2 separate regions of the Homo sapiens genome follow, and region 1 is linked to region 2. Evidence: chromatin loops called from intact Hi-C (ENCODE). Cell type or tissue: mammary epithelial cell. All regions are shown on one strand. Links, peaks and the distances in the headings refer to the core of each region. The heading gives the core; the rest is flanking DNA.

Region 1 (11,272 bases), core at 1,005-9,004, 78 kb before region 2:
TCTCTGCCAGAATCCTAACTTTTTAAGGAAAAGATCTGTGTCTAATATAGCAGCATTTTGTACATATTATGAGATACTTATTAAAATAAGGAAATCCATAAACAAACCCCAAAACTATTATTGTATATTTACCATATGCCAGGTAATATTCTGTTTATTTTATTTATTTATGTTGTAGAGACGGGGGTCTCACCATACGCCCAGGCTGGTTTTGAACTCCTGAGCTCAAGTGATCTGCCTGCCTTGGCCTCCCAAAGTGTTGGGATTACAGGTGTGAGCCACCGTGCCTGGTTGTATTCTAACTGCTTTATATAAATTACCTCATTTAACCCCATAAGGATCTCTATGAGGTAGGTATAATTATTATCCCTGCTTGACACATGAGAAAATCACAGGCACAGATTGATTAATTTGTTACGCAGTGTTAGTCCGTTTGCACTGCTATAAAGGAATACCTGAGGCTGAATAATTTATGATGAAAAGAGGTTTATTTGGCTCACAGTTCTGCAGACTGTATAAGAAGCATGGCACTAGCATCTGCTTCTGGTGAGGCCTTAGGAAGCTTTTAGACATGGTAGAGGGAAAGGAGAGCCGGAATGTTGCATGGCAAGATGGAGAGCAAGTGTGAGAGGGAGAAGTGCCAGGTTCTTTTTAAACAACCAGGGCCAGGCACAGTGGCTGACGCCTGTAATCCCAGCACTTTGGGAGGCCAAGGCAGGCAGATCACCTGAGGTCAGGAGTTCAAGACAGCCTGGCCAACATGGTGAAACACCGTCTCTACTAAAAATACAAAAATTAGCTGGGCATGGTGGTGCACACATGTAGTCCCTTGCATTTTTTTTTTTTTTTTTTTTGAGATGGAGTCTCAGGCTGGAGTACAGTGGTGCAATCTCGGCTCACTGCAAGCTCCGCCTCCCAGGTTCACGCCATTCTCCTGCCTCAGCCTCCCGAGTAACTGGGACTACAGGCGCCCACCACCATGCCCGGCTAATTTTTTTGTATGCTTAGTAGAGATGGGGTTTCACCGTGTTAACCAGGATGGTCTCGATCTCCCGACCTCGTGATCCGCCCACCTTGGCCTCCCAAAGTGCTGGGATTACAGGCATGAGCCACCATGCCCGGCCAAAATAATTTTTTTTAATTAAAAAATAACCAGTTCTCACTTGAACTAACCGAACAAGAACTCACTCATTACAGCAGGGAGGGGATCACGCCATTCATGAGAGATCTGTACGCATAACCCACACACCTCCCACCAGGGCCCACTTCCAACACTGGGGTTCACATTTCAACATGACATCCAACAGCTATCCACCAATATAGTTAGACATCCAAACTATATCAGCTAGCAACTGACGGATATCTGTTGAAGGAGTATATGAATAAAGAAATTCTGGCCACCACTACCCACTTTCTAGTCCACACAGCTGCTGTACAGTGCAATCGCTCATCACCCATCAAAGGCAGGTTTCAGCTGTCATACCATTTCCAACTCACTTATTCACTGTGCCATGCAGTTAGAAGGTCCATGCTTTTTCTAGACAATTAATTGAGAAGTATATTGATTGAGATTTACGAATAAAAGTAGATTTTGTTTTCTTCCAATTATAATCATAATTGCTTATTGTAAAAAGATAAGAAAATACAGAAGAACAGGAAAAAAGAAAGGAGAACAATACATCGTCTCACCACAATCCTGGTGTAAGGCCCCAGAGAAGGAACCACACTTACACTTAAAACAATGTTCTTGGTCAAGCACGGTGGCTGACGCTTGTAATCCCAGCACTTTGGGAGGCTGAGGCGAGCAGGTCACTTGAGGTCAGGAGTTCGAGACCAGCCTGGCCAACATGGTGAAACCCTGTCTCTACTAAAAAAAACACAAAAAAATTAGCTGGGCGTGGTGGTGCACACCTGTAGTCCCAGCTACTCAGGAGGCTCCCAGCTACTCGGGAGGCTGAGGCAGGAGAATTGCTTGAACCTGGGAGGCAGAGGTTGCAGTGAGATGAGATCATGCCACAGCATTCCAGCCTGGGTGACAGAATGATAATCTGTCTCAAAAAAAAAACCACACACACATACACACAATGTTTTGAAATCAGAAACTTAAGTCATTTTTGGGGGATGGGGAATCAAACCCACAAAAGATGACTAAGACATTGCTCAACGTATTTTTTTGGTTTTGGAGTACACGTGGCTGCTTTTTCTTCAGGGTTCGATGTCCTGAGGATCCACTTTGTGGTCCCCTTTGGACTGCTGATTTGGTGTGTCTGAAGGAGAGCCAGAAGGAGAAGAGAAGCCTGACCCCAGTGATTATGTGGCTAGAAACTGGATAGGTTCGCAGGATATCACACTGTCCCCTCCCTGCCTTTTTTCAAACCACTTCCCACCAGCTTGAGATAAGTTTCCAACTACAGCTGTTTTGGGAGAGATGGACCTTCACTTAAACAGTGACCTTAACTTTAAACAGTCTTGGACTCATTGATTTTTGCAGCTGAAAGGAGCATGTGGTCTCCTCATTTTAGGGGTGAGGAATGCCAGATCCAGAGAAGGCAAGGGACTATCCTGAGGTAGTACAGCCTGGTGCTCCAACAGGAGAAGGTTTGAGGCTCTCACTTGCTACTCTCTATTGGTCTCAGACTCTCACTTGCTACTGCACTTTGACATACAAATTTGAAGGGCTCTTCCCTCTTATTTTGGTTAACTCCTACTCAGCCATCAGATTTCAGATTAAATATCACTTCCCTAGGGCGCCCTTTTCTCTGAGCCACGTTAGCTCCCCCTGCTGTACTGGTCTCATGGTACTCCTATGTCTCTTCTTATAACCCTTAACATATTTATAAGTACACGTTCCATGTGTTTCCCCACCAGACTGTAAGCTCCACAAAGTCAACAGTATGTCTCCTTGGTTCACTGAATACATCTATCCCAAGTGCCTAGAAGAGTGCCTGGCATAAAATAGGAAACTCAATAAATATTTTCTAAACACACACACACACACACACACACACACACACACACACACACTCTACTTAGTCCAGTCTATGGTAAAACATTAACATACTTTTTGTAAAAAGCACCACGTCTTCTGAACTACAAATTGGGCCTTTTTGCTGAAGGAAGGATCATTAGAGAACAAGGGATTTCATTTCAAATAATTTCCGGAAGATAGAAAAAGTTCAGAGAGGTATGACAACAGAAGCTGAAGTTTGGAGCACAAGGACAAGAAAGCACCATTGGAAATGAGAGACAAGGAATGGTGTGGGACCCCAGGGAGGCTCTGAACCTGAAGACAGCAGGCGTCGAGAAGATTCAGAAGGGCCAAAAAATTAAGGGATCCACTGAAGGTCCTGTGCCAGCCAGCTCCTCTATCCCATACCTGCAGCACACAGAGGGCCCAAAAGCTCTGCAGAACCACAGCCAAAGACAGGAGGCCTCTTTAAATAAATTGAATGAACTGCCTAGGATTGATCGAGGGCTTCTAGTAAGAGACTGGCCTCCTTATGCTAACACGTGAAGGGCCCTCAGTCTAACTGCTGCTCCTGCTCATGTGCCCTAAAGCATCTTCCACTTAGTACCTTAGTACCCTTCCAGTACCCAGCAGCTTCCCAGGCAGGGCAGAGGCCTATGGGACAAACAGATGAACTGAGACCTATCCCCTTAAAGAAGTCTTTTATTATTGATTGTGAATGGCCAAATAAAGCATGACAGGATGTCTGATCAAAACCAGCTGCATGACAGGAGTTTGAGACCAGCCTGGCCAACATGGCAAAACCCCATCTCTACTAAAAATACAAAAATTGGCTGGGCGTGGTGGCAGGTGCCTGTAATCTCAGCTACTCCGGAGGCAGAGGCAGGAGCATCGTTTGAACCCAGGATGCAGAAGTTGCAGTGAGCCGAGATCATGCCATTGCACTCCAGCGTGGGTGACGGCCAGCCTCCGTCTCAAAAATAAAAATACAAAAATTAGCCAGGCATGGTGGCGCATGCCTGTAATCCCAGCTACTTGGGAGGCTGAGGCAGGAGAACTACTTGAACCTTGGGAGGTGGAGGTTGCAGTGAGCTGAGATGGTGCCACTGCACTCCAGCCTGGGCAATAGAGCGAGACTGTCTCAAAAACAAACAAAAAACTGATGAGTCAAGAAAAAGCAGTATGGTAATGTGAGGTCCTTGTTTGGATCTGACTAGAACTAAAAAAATAACTTATGAGTTAAATGGAGACCACTGCTAATAATAAAGGATTATTAATTATTTTATGTGTGATAGTGTGGTTATATTTTTAAAAGGAGTCCTTATTCTCTTAAAAGTACATGCTAGGCTGGGCACGGTAGCTCACGCCTGTAATCTCAACACTTTGGGAGGCCAAGGCAGGTAGATCACCTGAGGTCAGGAGTTCGAGACCAGCCTAATATGGTGAAACCCTGTCTCTACTAAAAATAAAAAAATTAGCTGGGCATGGTGGCGTGTGCCTGTAGTCCCACCTGCCTGGGAGGCTGAGACAGGAGAACTGCTTGAACCAGGGAGGTGGAGGTAGCAGTGAGCCAAGATCGTACCACTGCACTCCAGCCTGGGTGACAGGCGACATTGCAAAAACAAAAACAAAAACAAAAACAAAAACAAAAAAAACATGCTGAAGTAATTACTGATAAAATGATGTCTAGAATTTACTCCAAAATAATCTAGTGGCAGGGGAAAATGGCTACCAGCACAGATGAAACAAAACTGGTCATGGGTTTTTGATTTTTGAAGCCGGGTAATGGGTGGTACATGAGGATTCATTATACTATTCTTTCTAGTTTTGTACATGTTTCAAAATTTCTGTAATACAGTTAAAAAAAACCATATCTCGATAAGCATATTATTTAGATATAGAGAGATAAATGCTAGATCAAACGCCTAAAAGGATCAAAAGTGTATGCCCTTGGGAGCAGGATAGGAGGAAGGGTAAAGAAAGGGTGGGGGCAGGGAACAGATGGTTTTTATTACAAATCTTTTATGATATTTGACCTTAAAAAGACTAAGGCAAACTATGTGCATGTACCTTTCTGACAAAAACAAAATTCATTTAAAAAAGGAAATGGGAGTAACATTATTTAGAGAAATAGAAGTAACCACCAAAAGAAGTAAAAGCAGAAAAATAAAATGGCTGCCTCAGGGTGAGGGGTAAGCAGGAGACAGATGCCTTTCTAGACTCAGAGACTTTTTAAAAAGTCATATTCATGTATTACTTGGATTTTTTAAAGTTAGCTATTATTATCAGTTGCTACTATCAGTTACTAGCAGGGCCTTTTGCTAATCTCTACATCTATAAACTGAATACTTCCTTAGGTTTAGAATCCTAAATCACCCAGAGTGAATATATCCACATTAAGTGTAATAATAACAATTATTGCTATTCAACTATTGTTTGCCATTTGTCAGTGCTTTACATATGTTATTTCTAATCCTTCTAACACTCCTGCAAGGCAAGTATAGATGTTCCCATTTTACAGATGAAAAGGTTGAGGCTGAGAGACATTAGCCACTTGCTTGAGGTCACAGTGTGGGCGAGGCCTGTGAGACTCAAACACCAAGCTCCTTCCATTACCCTACTTCTCCTTTGCATTCCATTTGTTCGGTATAGTCCAGAAAGTACCTTTACATAAATTTTCTCATCAACCCCAAGAAACAGGAGGGACATGACTATCTTTACTTGACAAATGAAGAAATCAAAGCTAGGAAAAGTTACGTAACTTGCGCAAGAATCCAGGCTCCTGATCCTTAATCTAGTACTCCTTCTACCATTCCTTATGTCCTCTCAACAACAAAATGTTAAATTAGTCATAATCTCCTCATAGGCATTTGACATAAGAGTCACTGCACATGAATGCAGCAATGCAGCTAAAGCAGGAATTTTAAAGAGAGAGAGAGGGGGAGACATTTTTTCCAAAGGAAATATACTAATAAACTATGGACTGTCCTCAGTTGCTCTAATGACAGCATGTTGCTGGAGTCCTCAAAGGGACTCTTGAAATGTCAGCAGCCTGCCTGCCTGGCACAGAGCAGATGAGTTGCTGGCACAGGCAGCCTGCAGCAGTTCTGACAACCAGTGCCACTCTACTTAGTTCCAAAGAAAGAAATGAGCCATGCGTGCCTCTGCCCTGAAAAAAGAACTTCTGTGCTTCCTAAATCTACTTCAGTCAACAGCCATGGGGCCCCAGGGCTTTTTAATAGTTGCCAGGAATCTTCTTAGATCAGCGCTACTCATCAGAGCAGAGGCATGTTTATGAAACTGTACATCAGGTTGCATAGGGGTGGGAGCCAAACGTGGGATAACTAAAGAGGGTGAACATGTGACCCTTGGTCATCTCAAGTCAGGGTAGCTGAAGCTCTCCCCACAAGAGAAGCAGCCCAAAATTTGGGCACAAGAGCCTTGAGCTTGGTGTGAGATGCTCCTCAGTCTGTGCTGGCATCTGAACAATGGCCAAGCAGCAGTTAGGGAGAAGAGGCTGTTTACTTGAGTTCAAACTATTTATAGCCCAGCAATCTGCACATATTTGGATGACAAATCTCTGGGCTTCAAGTAAGTGGTGCTTTGCTCCTGGACAATTTCATCAAACACACTCCCTCCCCACGCCACCCCCAGTCCCCCTCACTAACACATGTTGCCCTCAGGATGTTTTATTTAAGTTGCTGAATTTTAAAAGATTATAAAAAGAAACCACATTTTAAGAGCAAGTGACTTTTAATCCATTTATTTCCAAGTTTGAACTACATATTTTCTTTAAGGCTTGAATCAGAAATTAAATTATAATACATGTATATTCTATAAAAATATATATTTGCCCCATACATGAACAAAACAGTAACTGAGTGATGTCTATAATTTAACACGTATATTGACCTGGCGTGGTGGCTCACGCCTGTAATCCCAGCACTTTGGGAGTCTGAGGTGGGTGGATCACTTGAGGTCAGGAGTTGGAGACCAGCCTGACCAACATGGTGAAACCCTGTGTCTACTAAAAACACAAAAAAATTAGCCGGGTGTGGTGGTGGGCACCTGTAATCCCGGCTACTGGGGAGGCTGAGGCAGGAGAATTGCTTGAACCCGGGAGGCAGAGGTTGTAATGAGCTGAGATTGTGCCACTGCACCCCAGCCTGGGCAACAGAGCGAGACTCCGTCTCAAAACAAACAAACAAAAACATGTATATTGTCGTAAAGATGCTGAGGCCTGCTCAAGCCCTACAAAGAGAACGTTTCTACGATGATTAAAGGCTTTCAGAACAGATCCACAATATGTAATCATATACACGTTACAAACAAGAGGTCTTATTACCTGTGGAAGCAATGGTAGTGTACAGTGTTCACCAATGCCCATTGCCCCCATTGCATGCCATACAGGAAAAAGGCTCAACTGTAACAAACATATGTGCAGAGCCTTCTGCACAGTTTTAACTCACAGAACGTGTTACAGCCTTAACAATGAATTTGTTTGGAAAAACCAGTCTACCCTAAAAGCTGCCTTGTTTTTATAGCAAAAGCATTGCTGTTCTGAATCTTGCATCTCCCCTGACCCAGGCACTGCCTAATTCTAAAGACGAAAAAGTGCTTGTTAGTTAACATGCATGTTGGCAGCTTCCAGTCCTACAATGTAGGCAGGATGTGGTGTAAAGAAAAAGGCCAGTAAAGTGAAGACAACGGTTTATAGTATAATGGATGATGGTAGACAATTAACACAGGGAGAGGAAATAGAAGAGATTCCTAAAAGGGACTTACACATTTTCTTATCTTTTCCCTCTGCCAGTAAAGCTCATTAGAAGGTCCCTAAGACAATCTTTGAACAACCCCACTTTTTTTTTACATTAGGAAAAAAGTTCTGGTAATGGTAAAGAAAAAGAGGCATGTCTATACATAGAATGCAAATTATTTAAAAATTTTTTCAGGTCATTTTGTCATTATTATTATTATTATTATTATTATTTGAGTCTCTCTATCGCATAGGCTGTAGTGAGAGCACGATCTCAGCTCACTGCAACCTCCGCCTCCTGGGTTTAAGCAATTCTCCTGCCTCAGCCTCCCAAGTAGCTGGGATTACAGGCCTGCACCACCACATCCGGTTAATTTTTGTATTTTTAGTATAGACGGGGTTTCACCATGTTGGCCAGGCTGGTCTCGAACTCCTGGCTTCAAGTGATCCACTCGCCTCGGCCTCCCAAAGTGCTGGAATTACAGGCGTGAGCCACGGTGCCTGGCCTAATGCATGTAATGTTTGATCCCATGTTTTTATTTCTAGGAATTTTTGAATTATAAAACTATCCTTATCACTGAGACCTTAGCTGAGATGTCACTTCTTCAGAAAAACTTTCCCAAGCCACCCAACCTAAAATAACCACCCATCTACCTATCATGTCACTTTCTGTTAAGCGTCCATACAGCACCACTTTTTTTTGTTGTTCATTCATTTCTTTACTGCCTTTCACTGCTGCCTCCTCCTGTCCCACATTAAAATATCAGTTCTATGAGATGAGGGGCCTGGTCTGTCTTGGACACCATTCTTCCTAGGTGCTGCACACTAGCCAGGGACATTGCAGCAGCATCTCATTTAATCTTCACAGCCATATGAGGCTTCTGTTATCCTTCCATTTTAGAGATAGGTAAACTGATGTACAGTTTCATTTTAGTGAGTGGCCAGTAAGTGGCAGTCAGAATCTAAATACTGGTATGTATGACGACAAAGTCCACACTCTAAACTACCTCCCTCAGGATGATACAAAAGTTTAAATAGTTTAAATGTGCACACTTTTTAAACCAAACCATCCTAGTTGTGGAAATGTATTAAATGGAGATGATCACACAAGAACACATAATTAGATACATCTTATTTATTGCATACAACTTATCATAGGAAATACTGGAAATGTTTAGGCAAGTCACCAGTTAGCCATAAGGTTCAAGTTTACGTTTTGGTAAACAAGGGCCCCCATCTCAGACACTATGAGGATTTAATGAGACTATGCATAGTACCTGGCTCACAGTCCATGTTTTGTTGTTACTGATATATTTATTGATTCATTCGAGACAGGGTCTTGCACTGTAACTCAGGCAGGAGTGCAGTGATATCATCATAGCTCGCTGTAACCTCAAACTCCTAGTCTCAAGTGATTCTCCCACAACTCAGCCTCTGGAATAACTAGGACTACAGGCATGCACCACCATTCCTGGCTAATTTTTTTCATTTCCTGTGGAGACAGGGTCTCACTGTGTCGCCAGGCTGGTCTCAAACTTCTGGTCTCAAGTAATCCTCATGCCTTGGCCTCCCACAGTGCTGGGATTACAGGCGTGAGCCACTGAGCCCAGCCTACATTTAAATCTCTAAAAGGATATACAATACACCAAATTGTATATCTCTGGACAGCAGGATTACACGGGGAGTGTGCGATATGGCAAGGCTCACACCTGTAATCCCAGCTACTTGGGAGGCTGAAGCAGGAGAATCTCTTGAACTCGGGAGGCCGAGGTTGCAGTGAGCCGAGATCGCGCCACTGCACTGCAGCCTGGGCAACAAGAGTAAAACTCCACCTCAAAAAAAAATAAATAAAATGACAAAATAAAATAACAAAAAAAATAAAAATTACATGTTTATGTATATTTTATTTACAGTTTTGGAAGTAACCACCACAATTACAAAAAAGCATTAAAGTAAAAAACAAACCGCTTTCAGAAGGCCTGGCTAAAGCAAGTGGGGATTTTTTTTACTTTCATCGCTATATCTTTCTGTTCTGAATGTTTATTTTTGTGTCTATGTATTAGTTTTATAATTTTTGTTAAATTGGCCAAAGAAGGAAGGTTGGTGGAACTGTGTGATCACTAACCACAATAAATAATAATGGACTGAATAATGTAAATATAAATTTCAGGAGAGAGAAAATTTAGTCTTAGCTTGACTGGAATAGGTATTCTACTAGACATGTGCCTTATCAAAGATTTCTTTTAAATGATATTTCTCAGTGTTGCAGAGATATGAGAAAATGTAGGTGAAAATGGAAAACGGTACAACATTCCTAAAGGGCAATTTGACGATATGTGCTGAAATCCTTAAAAATGTAGGGGGGACATGGGACCTCTCTGTACTTGCTGTGCAGTTTCACTGGGAACCTACAACTGGTCTAAAAAATAAAGTTTCTTAATTAAAAAATGTAAATGCTCTCTGACCCACTCATCTTACATCTAAGAATCTATCCAAGAGAAACCACTATAGATGTGTGTGCAAAGACTTGACTTAAAGTTGTTCACTTCAGCACTGTTCAGAAAACTGTAAAACTGAAAATCCTTAAAGTCCACTATTAGGCAGTGGTTAAATAAACTTTGGTAAATCTACAGAATGGAATATTACACAGTCACAATAAATGATACTATCGAAGAATATCTGATGACATTAAAAAAAATAGTCACATAAGAGCCAGGTGCAGTGGCTCACGACTGTAATCCCAGCAATTTGGGAGGCTGAGGCAGGTGGATCACAAGGTCAGGAGTTCAAGACCAGCCTGGCCAAGATGGTGAAACGCCGTCTCTACTAAAATTACAAAAATTAGCCAGGCGCGGTGGCAGGTGCCTGTAATCTCAGCTACTCGTGAGGCTGAGGCAGGAGAATCACTTGAAACCAGGCGGCAGAGGTTGTGCCACTGTACCCCAGCCCAGGCGACAGAGTAAGACTTTGTCTCAAAAAAAAAAAAGTCTCACTTTAATGTTAAGGTGAGCCCCTATATGTAGAAGGGGCTCATGTCTGTAAAACGGAAAGTAGAAAAAAATGGAAGAAACTATTAATCAGTAGCATATCAGGATGATGACACTGTGGGTAATTTTTATTTTCTTATTGGTATTTTAAATTTTTTCTATAAAATAGTATTTTACACTAAAATATAGCATTACTTCTACAAAAAGAAAAAATACGAAAAGTTATTTTTAAGTTCCTTTGGAAAATACATACCAAGTGCTACAAAATGTGCATACACTGACTTATAAATGAGAGAGACATTTATATCAGAGTTATTTATTTATTTATTTTCAGACAGGGTCTCATTCTGTCACCCAGGCTCGAGTGCAGTGGCATGATCATGGTGCAGCCTCGACCTCCCAGACTCAGGTGATCCTCCCACTTCAGCTTCCTGAATAGCTGGGACTACAGGCATGCGCCACCATGCCTAGCTCATTTTGTATTTTTTTTGTGAGACGGGGGTTCACCATGTTGCCCAGGCTGATCTCAAACACCTGGGCTCAGGCGATCTGCCAGCCTCA
Region 2 (10,740 bases), core at 1-8,000:
AGCCAAGTTTCACTGGAGAATTTCTTGGCCTTGGCTGGGGGGCTGCAGGAGGCTGATAGAAGTCAGGTAGACCAGGCTTTTCTACCTGACTCTCTCTTGTTTTCTTAGCCCTGATGCAAAGTTTCAGAGCATGACCAGCAAGTGGCCAGCTGTGTGGGTCAAGATCAGCTCCAGCTGGGTCTGCCTCCTGCTTTACGTCTGGACCCTTGTGGCTCCACTTGTCCTCACCAGTCGGGACTTCAGCTGAACCTCTGAGTGCCAAGGACACCACTGGAACTCACAAAGGTCTCCTTCACCGAAAACCCATATACCTTTTAAGTTTGTTTCAACTAAAATATTAAGTGAATGCTTTGCAAGTTTGACTGTATGCAGGTTTATATCAGAAGGTGAGATTGAATAATGCTTGATGCAGAATCGAAACTTCTCATTTATCTGTATATTATGTTTACTTCTAAGGATATAGCACAAAGGGAACATTTTTTGTTTAAAGTGAACTACAGCTGTGCTGTGAAGAGAGTTCTTTATAAAGCCTGTAGGTTCTTTTAACTTTGGTTTAAAATGTAAGATAGGAAAATGTTGGATATTTGAGGCCATGCTTAATATATTTATATTGCAGTATCCTTTAAAAGCAAAAAAAAAAAAATGCATTTATATTACAGTTTTCCTCTATGAAAGTCCTTACTTATATGATACAAGCACTGTGTTTTGTGCTTAAACTCTTCAGCGGGGTAGCATCAAAGTTCTTGGGGAAGGATCGTATATGTGGGTCCCTTCCCTAGAAGAATGGTTGCTGATATGGCTACTGCTTCTACATCTTGAGTTTTTTAATTTACTTTTTTTACACTGTAGCATTGAGACTGCTTGATTCAAGTCTGGTGCTTTGCCAGATGTATTAATTTCCATAAATGCTTTGTGAGTTTGGTTAAAATGAAGATTCACTTGGGAAAACACTGCAGCTTTAGTCTGTGTTACTATCTTGTTATGAGTATGTAAAAGTAAAATGCATGTGAATTTATCATATTTGCACTATGAAGGTATTTGGTTAAAATACAAAGACTTTTAAGATTTTAAGGCCCTTTCTTCCAACAGCTTTTATAGTTAGCAGCCATTCTTTATTTTCTGGATAGCCAGGTTTTATCACGCTTCTAGTCAGGATGCTCCTATTCCTTCTAAAAATTACGGTCTGACTAGTGAGCAAAGTCTTGAATTTATTCAAAAGTCCTAAATACCTTCTCTAGGTAAGACACTTGGTAGATGAGAGACGGAAGGCATTGTCAAGAACCATTTTCATGAGAGGTGGTGTGCAAAAAGGTAGAATAAAAGAGTTCTTTCAACAAAGATTTACTGTCTATTCTGTACTAGACCCTGTAGGTTTTGGGGTACAGTGTTAAACATGATAGAGGCTCTGCCGTCTTGGACTTTAATAGCTTAGAGAAGAGAGCAAATGAGCTGACAGGTGGTTATAATGTGAATTAGTGCTGTGGTTTAGGAATTGGAGAGAACTCAAAGGAGAGGTATTTGGTGTAATGGTAGGCTTTCTGGAGAAAATGATATTTAAGCCAAGAACTCTTAGAAGTTAGCTAAGAGAGAGATGGGAAAATGAGACGACATTGCTGGAGTAGATAAAACTGCATGTTAAAGGCAGGAAGATGGGGAAAAAAAGTTCAGTAAAGCTGGAATGGGGAAATGTAGTCAGGGACTGAATTTTAAAGGGCTTTATCAACCTCAGTAAAGAGTTTGGACCTTATGTTGAGGGTGGCTGAAAACATATTCATAGTGTCATGAACAAATTTTATCTTCAGTCACTTGGGCTGATATATAGAGAATGGATTTAGAGAGATGAGACCAGGTGCAGTCCATATGAGATGTGAAATAGAGAAGTGGAATCGTAGGGACGGGGAGAAATTGACAGGTGAGGGCTACTTAGCAATTAGAATTTTTTTTTTTCAATTTTAATTTTTTTTTTTGAGACGGAGTCTTGCTCTGTCGCCCAGGCTGGAGTGCAATGGTGCGATCTCCGCTCACTGCAGGCTCCGCCTCCCGGGTTCACGCCATTCTCCCGCCTCAGCCTCCCTAGTAGCTGGGACTACAGGCACCCACCACCACGCCTGGCTAATTTTTTTTGTATTTTTAGTAGAGACAGGGTTTCACCATGTTAGCCAGGATGGTCTCGATCTCCTGACCTCGTGATCCACCTGCCGCGGCCTCCCAAAGTTCTAGGATTACTGGCATGAGCCACCGTGCCTGGCCAGCAATTAGAATTTTAACACTGGCAGTTATGAATAATATGAAGGAGAGGTAGATTTCTGAGTGATTCTGGTTTAACCAGCTGGGTGGATGGTGGTTCCACGTATTCAGGTGGCAAACAGGAAAAACATGTGTTCGAAGAAGAATGGAGGTAGGTGGTCTCTTAAGAATGGTTAAGAGGCTTGGGAGTCAGACTGCTTGGGTTTGCATCCCAGCTTTGCCGTTTTCTGGCTATCAAACTTGTCAGCTATTATTTGTTGAGTACGTACTATTTGATTTATGACCACAGGCAGCTGAGCCTCAGTGTTGGTGCCTAGTGTACAAGATTGTTAAAGAATAAAGTTATTTTGCAAAGTGTAACCCATTTTTAGCACTGACATAGCACTGACAGTAGCTGCTGATCTCATTATGGGCTAAAATAAGACAATATTCAAAGGTCAGAGATATCTAGCCAGAATCTGATGGAGGCTGGATTTCAGATTTTGTTACAGAATTAGACAGAGGAACACAGAGGGGACAGGCTCAGTTAGGGTGGAGGTGTGGGGTAGGGAAGCAGGACTTGATATAAATTATTGGAATCATTGTCTTTTAAACCAGTGGTTTATGTCAGGGTATAGCGTTTCAAGGGATTTGAGGGTCAGATGGGGAAATGTAGCCCCTTATTTTGCCAGTGTGAAGCAGATACCCTGCTTTTCTTTACAGTAGCGGAGTCAGCTTAAGAGCTTTAAAGGTCCTAAACTTCAAAAACATTACAGTGCCCCATCCTCCGCCTTAATGTAATTCAAAATACAAACAATACTAAACTGTAAAATAAATGTAACAAAGTCCAATAAAGTTTTTATTTTTTTCTCATGATGATAACTGATATTAATTTGAAGTAACAAATGCTCTTTAAAAGTCGGGAGGCAGTGTCCCTGCTTTGCTTGGTCCTACCTTAAGAAGTAGTGAAGTCTGCCTCTTAGTAGGAAAACCAGTAGTCTAATCAAGACTCAAGTGAATTATACATGTGAATGCTGAATTATATACAAGCATGAGTAAGACAGCATTCTGAATAAGGCCAGGATCATCATTTAAAGCAGGGGAGTATTTTGAGTCATCAGATCTCAGGGTGGCCTTTCATTCCAGATGAGTACCTTTATGTTTCATCACTATGAAAGGGCTTGCCTAGCCTTGGGGAATGCGGGTTGGGGCCCTGGCTTTCAGATCAGGGACATGCTCTAGGAACTCATCAAAGGCAATAGCAGTGGCTGCCACTTTTACCTCGTTAAAGCCGGGAGAAAGCTTCTAGGTCCATGCTGGACTCCTTTATTTTCTAGGTTGGTCTTGCGGGTTATCTGGTTGGGAAGTAAAACTTTCTCTTGGTAATCAAAGAAACTGCCTGCCAAAGAGTAGCCATGGACCTGGTTCTCAGTATAGAGGTTTTGTTCTTTTTCTTTTTGGCTAGCCAAGTGAGGAATGGAGAAGGAACAAAGAAATCTGTAACTGGTTCTTTTTTCTTTTTTTAGACAGAGTTTTGCTCTGTTGCCCAGGCTGGAGTGCAGTGGTGCCATCTTGGCTCACTGCAACCTCCACCTCCCATGTTCAAGCAATTCTCCTGCCTCAGTCTCCTGAGTAGCTGGGACTATAGGTGCGCGCCACCACACCTGGCTAATTTTTGTGTTTTTAGTAGAGATGGGATTTCACCATGTTGGCCAGGCTGGTCCCGAACTCCTGGCCTCAGGTGATCCACCTGCCTCAGCCTCCCAAAGTGTTGGGATTACAGGCGGGAGCCACTGCACCTGGCTGTTTTTACACATTCAGGCTAAAGTGAGTATTCACATAATGAGTTGTGCATTTGATCTGTGCAGATTGATAACAGATAGTAGGCTTATGCTTATTAATGGAAGCTGCTGTTCATCTCTTTACTCCTGTTGTGTTGGTCTGTCCGTCCTGTTACCTAGGCACCCAACTCAGTGATGTCCTAATTACTGCTGGATGACTCAAGCCACACCATGCCTATGTTCTCAGGTGAAGAAGAATAATAGAAACCACATAGATGGGTAGGTGTACCAAGCATTAAACAGACAGTATCCACATGCCTGTAAGGTGGTGATTATTTCCCTCCCTCCTTCCTTTTACGTATCAGTTTGAGGCTTAGAGAAGTTCGTGACTTGCCTATGGTTACTCAGTAAGAGGTGAAACAGAGAAACCCAGGGCTTGGCTTAAGAGTTCTTTTTTCAATTAGACCTCAGTGTCTCTTGGGCCATAAGAATATAAGAGACAGGATTTATTAGAGACATGTAGGGGAGTCATCTGGCTCACTAATGACTCATCACCAACTCACCAGATCTACCATGGGAACCTAGTTTTTGTCTACTCTCAGGCACAGAGTGTTTGCTCCTCTACCCATCACTGACAAAGACAAGTTAGTAGTCACCTGAAGGCAAGTGACTCATGTCTTTTACTAGGTCAGCTATCCCTAGTGGCTGGCACCTACTCAGGAAAAAGCATGAATATTAGGTTAAAAACGTTTTCCCCAGAAGAGTGGTACCCTAAAGGGTCTTATTACTTACCCTTTAAATGCGATAATGTGAAACTTTATTGCCATTGAGTGTATGGGTACCAAACCAGTACTGTGTAAGGAGGGGGCAGGGGGCATCAAGAAAATACTGACTCATGGAAAAGGGCCTCATAAGACTGCTGTGAGAGAAAAGGATTTTAACAGTTAGCTTCATTTTTCTATATGTGAGAAACAGACTGAACTTAAGTTCCACAATTTCCTCAGGAAAGGCTGACCTGAAGGGGTGGTTATGCTGCAATATAAGTACTTAACCTGTTGCATCATCAAAAGTGTACCTCCTGTGTTAGAGTATTTCTCAACTGACTCATCAAGTCACCAGATCTACCATGGGGACCTAGTTTTTGTCTACTCTGGGGCACAGAGTACCAAATAAACAGGGGACATAGAAACAGCTTAGCAGGCCTGGGACCATAGTTGGGCAAGCCGTGCTCCAGTTACCCCTCAAGGAGTCTGGGCTTACTTCTGGAATAAAATGTTGTTACAACTTGGGTTTCAGAGAGGTTAACAACCACTGCTTGTATTTTCAAGAAGCCAGTTAAAAAGTCAATTTCTGGTTCTTTCTTACTCTATGAAAGAGTCCTGCCTTCTCTCTCTCTTCTATCTGGGGACTCGTTATTTGTCTCCAGCCATCAGGAGAAAACAGTGGGCTTGTCATACTTCCTGGGTTTGAATCCCATCCTTAGTATTTGGCTAGTTGTGTGTCACTGGGCAAGCTACATTTTGCCAACAGGAACAGTAATGCAGCTTCATTAAGGGTAGCTGAAGGTTAAAATACATTATTTATGAGTGTCCTTAACACATGTGTGCCCAGCCCACATGCGCACATTGAGGAAATCGCTGGCTATCACTGGAAAGACTCAAGGCCAGTCCAAGAAGTATAGCTGGGCCTCAAGAATGTAAAAATTTGCATATCACCTCTACTGCTCTGTGTAGCTAGCTGCATTCTCCTCTCCATACTGCAGCAGTCTAATTGTGTATGATCTTCAGAGGCAGCCAGCGCATCTACAGAATGCACTGTCCTATCACAGTGCCCCTCCCTCCCTCACCTGCAGAGGAGGTGGTCTACCCGGGCTGTGAATAATGAACCTTGGAACCTTTATCCAAACTGTCATCATCACAAAAGAACCCCATGCACATTTTTCAGAGATTTTTATTGTTTCAGACTGAGTCATGCATACTAAAATTATTACATATTTTCACCACTTTGACTTAGAAAATGCACTAGAAAAATAAACTTTGGTCAAAACAAACACTGAAGTACATGAATCCACCATGTATCCCTATACTCAAAGCCAAACTGAATTTCAGTTTGAAGCAAGGAATGTGACCAGTGGCTGAAACAGTGCCCCAAGCTGGTCAGAGAATTAGCTCACCTCCCACTCCATCAGAGGCTCTTGGTCAGAGAGGTTTCAAGTATTTCACTTGTAACAGGTTCCTACCTGATATGCCAAGAAGCCGAGGCATAGCTACAAGAATCCACAGCAGCAGCATCTCACTGCCTCACTAAACCTGCTGCCCAGTGAGATGAAAAGAAAAACAGCCCCATGAAACAGGAATTTCATCACTATCATCTCCATCCACAAATCACATTGATCCTTCGCATGAAGCAAGCTCCTGTTGACTGTGATGTTTGTTACTAGCATTTTAAGCAAACCATTTCTCTAAGTCAGGAGAGCAGAAGAATGAATTTATTTATTTGACACAGAATATTGCTTTGTCACCCAGGCGGGAGTGCAGTGGCATAGTCTTGGCTTACTGCAACCGCTGCCTCCCAGGTTCAAGCGATTCTCCTGCCTCAGCCTCCCAAGTAGTTGGGATTACAGGCACGCACCACCACACCCAGCTAATTTTTGTACTTTTTAGTAGAGATGGGGTTTCACCATGTTGGCCAGGCTGGTCTCAAACTCCTGACCTCAAATGATCCGCCCCCCCTTCAGCCTCCCAAAGTTCTAGGATTACAGGGCATGAACTACTGCACCTGGCCAAGAGCAGAAGAATTTAGATTTACAAAATTAACAGATCCCAATACAGAGAGGTGTTACCAGAACTGACATCTTTCCTGAACAGTAGGCATGTTTCTGTTCGGTATAGCCACACCTCTCATGGCCACAGGAGATACAGTGTATAGTATATAGTATATAATTGGTTTAGCTAACATTTTACTCCCTAAATTAAAGGAGGCTTCAAAGGAAAACCTTAATTAAATGTTGGCAACTTTAAAATGGTAAAACTTTTTAAAAGTATTATAATCGCCACAGCAATACTCTAGCTTTTGCTACCCAAATGAAAAAAATTCCCAGGATTGATCTGAGGGTCAAATACTATTTAAAGAAATTGCCCACCCAGGGAGAATTCTGAAAGGCTCAATATAAAGGAATTCAGAGAAAAGCCTCTTATTGTCTTATTTCGGGAAAAATGGTGTTTTGTAACCTGATTTTTCAATTTTTATTTTTGAGATGGAGTTTCACTCGTCACCCAGGCTGGAGTGCAATGGCGCGATGTCGGCTCACTGCAACCTCCGCCACCTGGGTTTAAGTGATTCTCCTGCTTCAGCTTCCCAAGTAGCTGGGATTACAGGCACCCACCACCATGCCCAGCCAATTTTTTGTATTTTTAGTAGAGACGGGGTTTCACCATGTTGGCCAGGCTGGTCTCAAACTCCGGACTTCAGGTGATACACCCACCTCAGCCGCTCAAAGTGTTGGGATTACAGGTGTGAGCCACCGCTCCCGGCCTTGTAACCTGACTTACAGACCTCCTAAGATAAGTGACTCCTTGTGAAACCAGGATGAAATATGAAAGATCGAAAGCTACTTTTGCCTTAATTTTTGCAGCAGCAATAGAATAAAAAAGAAAATGCAAGGAAAAAAATTAAAAAATAAAGCGACCTTTGCCAAGAGCAAGTTAGAAATTCAAGACATGAAGCCAGGGTGGCACTTTTGGCTGTTTTTGTAGATTTCATCCAGTCTCTCCCCCATGAAGGCAGAACAGGGGAAGAGGCACAGTTTTCCAGAATTCCATGTTGGGATATGGGGGAAGAAGAGGAAGAAAATTCCCATATTCTGAAATGTATAGATTTGGAAGCTTTTAGGTACCAATTCATTCAGACCTAAATTTACTAAATAAGCCAATTGAGGGGGAAAAAAAAGGAAAAAAACTTCTAAAAAGAGAGAGTACAGTGTCTGTGGCAGTGAAGCCAACTAGATACCAGGAATAAAGTTTGGAGTATAGATCTCTATCATGGAATCACTCAGGGATGTTAAGCCAGCTCATCAAAGGCCACGTAGTAAGGTAAAGGTGGAGCCCGCGTCTCCTAATTTACTGTCCCATTTCCTTCCGACACCACACTATCTTGAATTTAGGGAAAAGTTAATTTCCAAGTGTTTGTGCAATGGGCCAGAACTTCTCCCTGAAGGAACATACTCCCAGTTCTTGAGGTTCATGGGTTTGCCTCACCAGTGCGCTCCCCAGTGCTGAGTAAGGCTCACTGTGCTCCCTGGCTGGTCATTCCCCACCCTGCTGAGACAGCCTGACACAAACATCCTGGTGAAGCCACAAGGAGACCACCTTGATTTTCACGCAGGGAGGTCTTGGTTTCACAGCTTGGTTCAAGTTTCCTGAGGTGTCAAAACTATCTGATACCTCTTCGGAGCCAAAACAAAGCAAGCAGCTCCCGGAGGCAGATAAACTTAGGCTCCAACTCCTTCTAGAAGCTGAGTGAAACCACTCCTTCCTTGTCCAACTGGAAAAACCTAAGAAATAGGCCTCTCCAGGTCCCTTCTGGTCTTTGAGATAATTCTCTAGGAGAGCTGTGGCCATGCCTGCATTAAAACAAATGCGACTGGCCAGGAATGCAGTGTAGAATTGAAACATCAGGGCTGAGTGATTCATTCCTCTTTACCCAGTTTTTGTTTTGTTTTGTTTATCTGTCTTCCCTCTTGGGGAAGCCTCCACCCAGTTCTCCCATCCAGGCCAGTGGGTTCTGAACCCCCTCCTTCCCTCCTTCAGCCATCCCACTTGCCCTGCTTGGGCCTTTTCAGCAGTGTGTGTCACATCATCATCAGATGGAACCAGAAGCAGCCAGGAGTGCTTTTTGGCACTTCCAGCTCAGCCAGTACCGTAGAGGATCCAGGGTTACTATCCATGGTGAAAAGAACTTTCTCTAGAATTGGTATTAATGAGGTTAAGTAACTTAATTTCCACCAACAACTTATCCAGACATTTAAAAAGGCAATAGAGATAAACAGCTTAGTAACAACAGATTGGCCTTCAAATTTCAGAGTATTGTTTTCTCCCTAACTGAGCTGTCTGCTTGACTGGTTAGTCTAATAAATGCACGGAGAAGGTGCACACACAACACAGTACTTTTCACTATTTAACACCATGATCATGTGGAATACATTAGAAAGGAAATAGGTCAAAAACCATCATGTGAACCGTCTAATTTGATGTTTGGGCTAAGGCTAAAATCTTCACAGGGAGGTTCTAAAGTGCTGAAATGCAGAACATTCAGGCTGACTGGTTCACCCACACCAGAGAGAGAAACTCAAGTGGGGCTGGGAGGGCAGGGGGGCCCAGAAGTGACCCAGGAATAACCTGCCCTTGTGTTCATTTCCAGAGACCAAAAAAAAAAAAATTTTTTTTTTTTTTTTTTTTTTTTGAGGCAGAGTCTTGCTCTGTCGCCCAGGCTGGAGTGCAGTGGTGCGATCTTGGCTCACTGCCACTTCTGCCTCCTGGGTTCACGTGATTCTTCTGCCTCAGCCTCCCGAGTAGCTGGGACTACAGGAGCCCGCCACCACGCCCAGCTAATTTTTGTATTTTTAGTAGAGATGGGGTTTCACCATCTTGGCCAGGCGGGTCTCGAACTCCTGACCTTGTGATCCGCACACCTTGGCCTCCCAAAGTGCTGGGATTACAGGCATGAACCACCACGCCCAGCTCAGAGACCAAAATTAAAGAATCTCAAGTAATTAACTACTGTAGCCAGGTTTACAATATAGTACCAGAGTCTCAGGGATGGAAGGAATTCATCATACAAGATCCTGGTCACCTTAACCTGGCCTCACAAAAGCCATCTTTTCAAAATTGAACCATCACTATAAAAAGAAAATTGGTGTCAGTGAGTCCCAGGAATACACATAATAGTTTCTTTAAAGGCAGGGCTAATTGGTGACACATCTCTCTTGGAAAGACACATGTACCACAAACAAAAACAGGATCCAACCACTTGTATCTAGATAGTTATCTTTCTAGGCAGAAAATCTAACATTCAGTAACTAAACCAAATCCCAGAGCCTCAGCAGCCAAAATGGCCCTAGCTGACATTTCATCCAGCCTCATTTTATAGAGGAGAAAGTAGAGGCCCATATCTTGTCCATAGTTGTACACCTGGGATCCAGGCCAGAATTCTTATAGCTACACGGGCCTGGGATCCAGCATTTTAGGTTGAGTAAAATCATTTCCTGCTAGGTCCCTGATTCTATTGAGAACCAGGGCTAAGGCTTTATGGATTTGGGAAAACTTAAGTTTCTATTGCAAACTTCAACCAGTGGGTCCCAGAGGTGCTTTGAAGTCTCCGGCTTCCACATTTGACCACAAAGTGCTGCTTATGTCCTGATGCTTACATGATTCAGTTAAGGTGCTTTCCAAACCCGGTGACAACAGCTGGGGCCTTCATCTCCAGTAAGTTTCCTGATGAGCAGCAGAGGTCTATACTTAGGGTTCCTGTGAAAAACACAAACTCCCAGTCTCACATTTGGTCACACTGAAGGTTTGGCCAAATTATTTCATACAAGTAGTTCTCACTGGCCAAACAGGTGGTTTTTCTCCTGGAAAAGTGGGATCAAAGTGACTTTGGTCCTGATTGTTCTTGCTTCCAAGATGTGTAAGAACCAGATCACCACCCCCCAACCAAAAAGCAAAACAAAATAGAT

Evidence for each region. A loop is a pair of places that touch in the nucleus more often than their neighbours do. Peaks named below come from ENCODE experiments on the same cell type or tissue, not always from the same donor. Only the 100,000 strongest peaks of a DNase experiment are listed, where the experiment ranks them.
Region 1: it touches region 2 in a loop (11-fold over the local background); 2 of 110 quality-filtered maps call a loop at or near these places.

Annotation. Positions count from the first base shown.
Region 1 is chr20:44,567,911-44,579,182 of GRCh38, reverse strand. It overlaps a transcript of PKIG not described here. Among named protein-coding and RNA genes, the nearest start is that of PKIG, 9.0 kb to the left of the region's middle. In mammary epithelial cell, for the core only: no CTCF peak of the experiment used is centred there; DNase peaks (open chromatin) are centred at 2,112, 5,782 and 6,232; H3K27ac peaks cover 2,002 bases.
Region 2 is chr20:44,489,803-44,500,542 of GRCh38, reverse strand. TTPAL (alpha tocopherol transfer protein like) reads right to left here. Exons shown (of 5, transcript NM_001039199.3): 5 at 5,940-10,740. It overlaps SERINC3 (serine incorporator 3), which reads left to right. Exons shown (of 10, transcript NM_006811.4): 10 at 109-3,102. The coding sequence ends at 247. Among named protein-coding and RNA genes, the nearest start is that of TTPAL, 19 kb to the right of the region's middle. RefSeq lists enhancers at 3,156-4,355, 10,439-10,548. In mammary epithelial cell, for the core only: no CTCF peak of the experiment used is centred there; DNase peaks (open chromatin) are centred at 3,352, 4,272, 4,432 and 5,082; H3K27ac peaks cover 4,891 bases.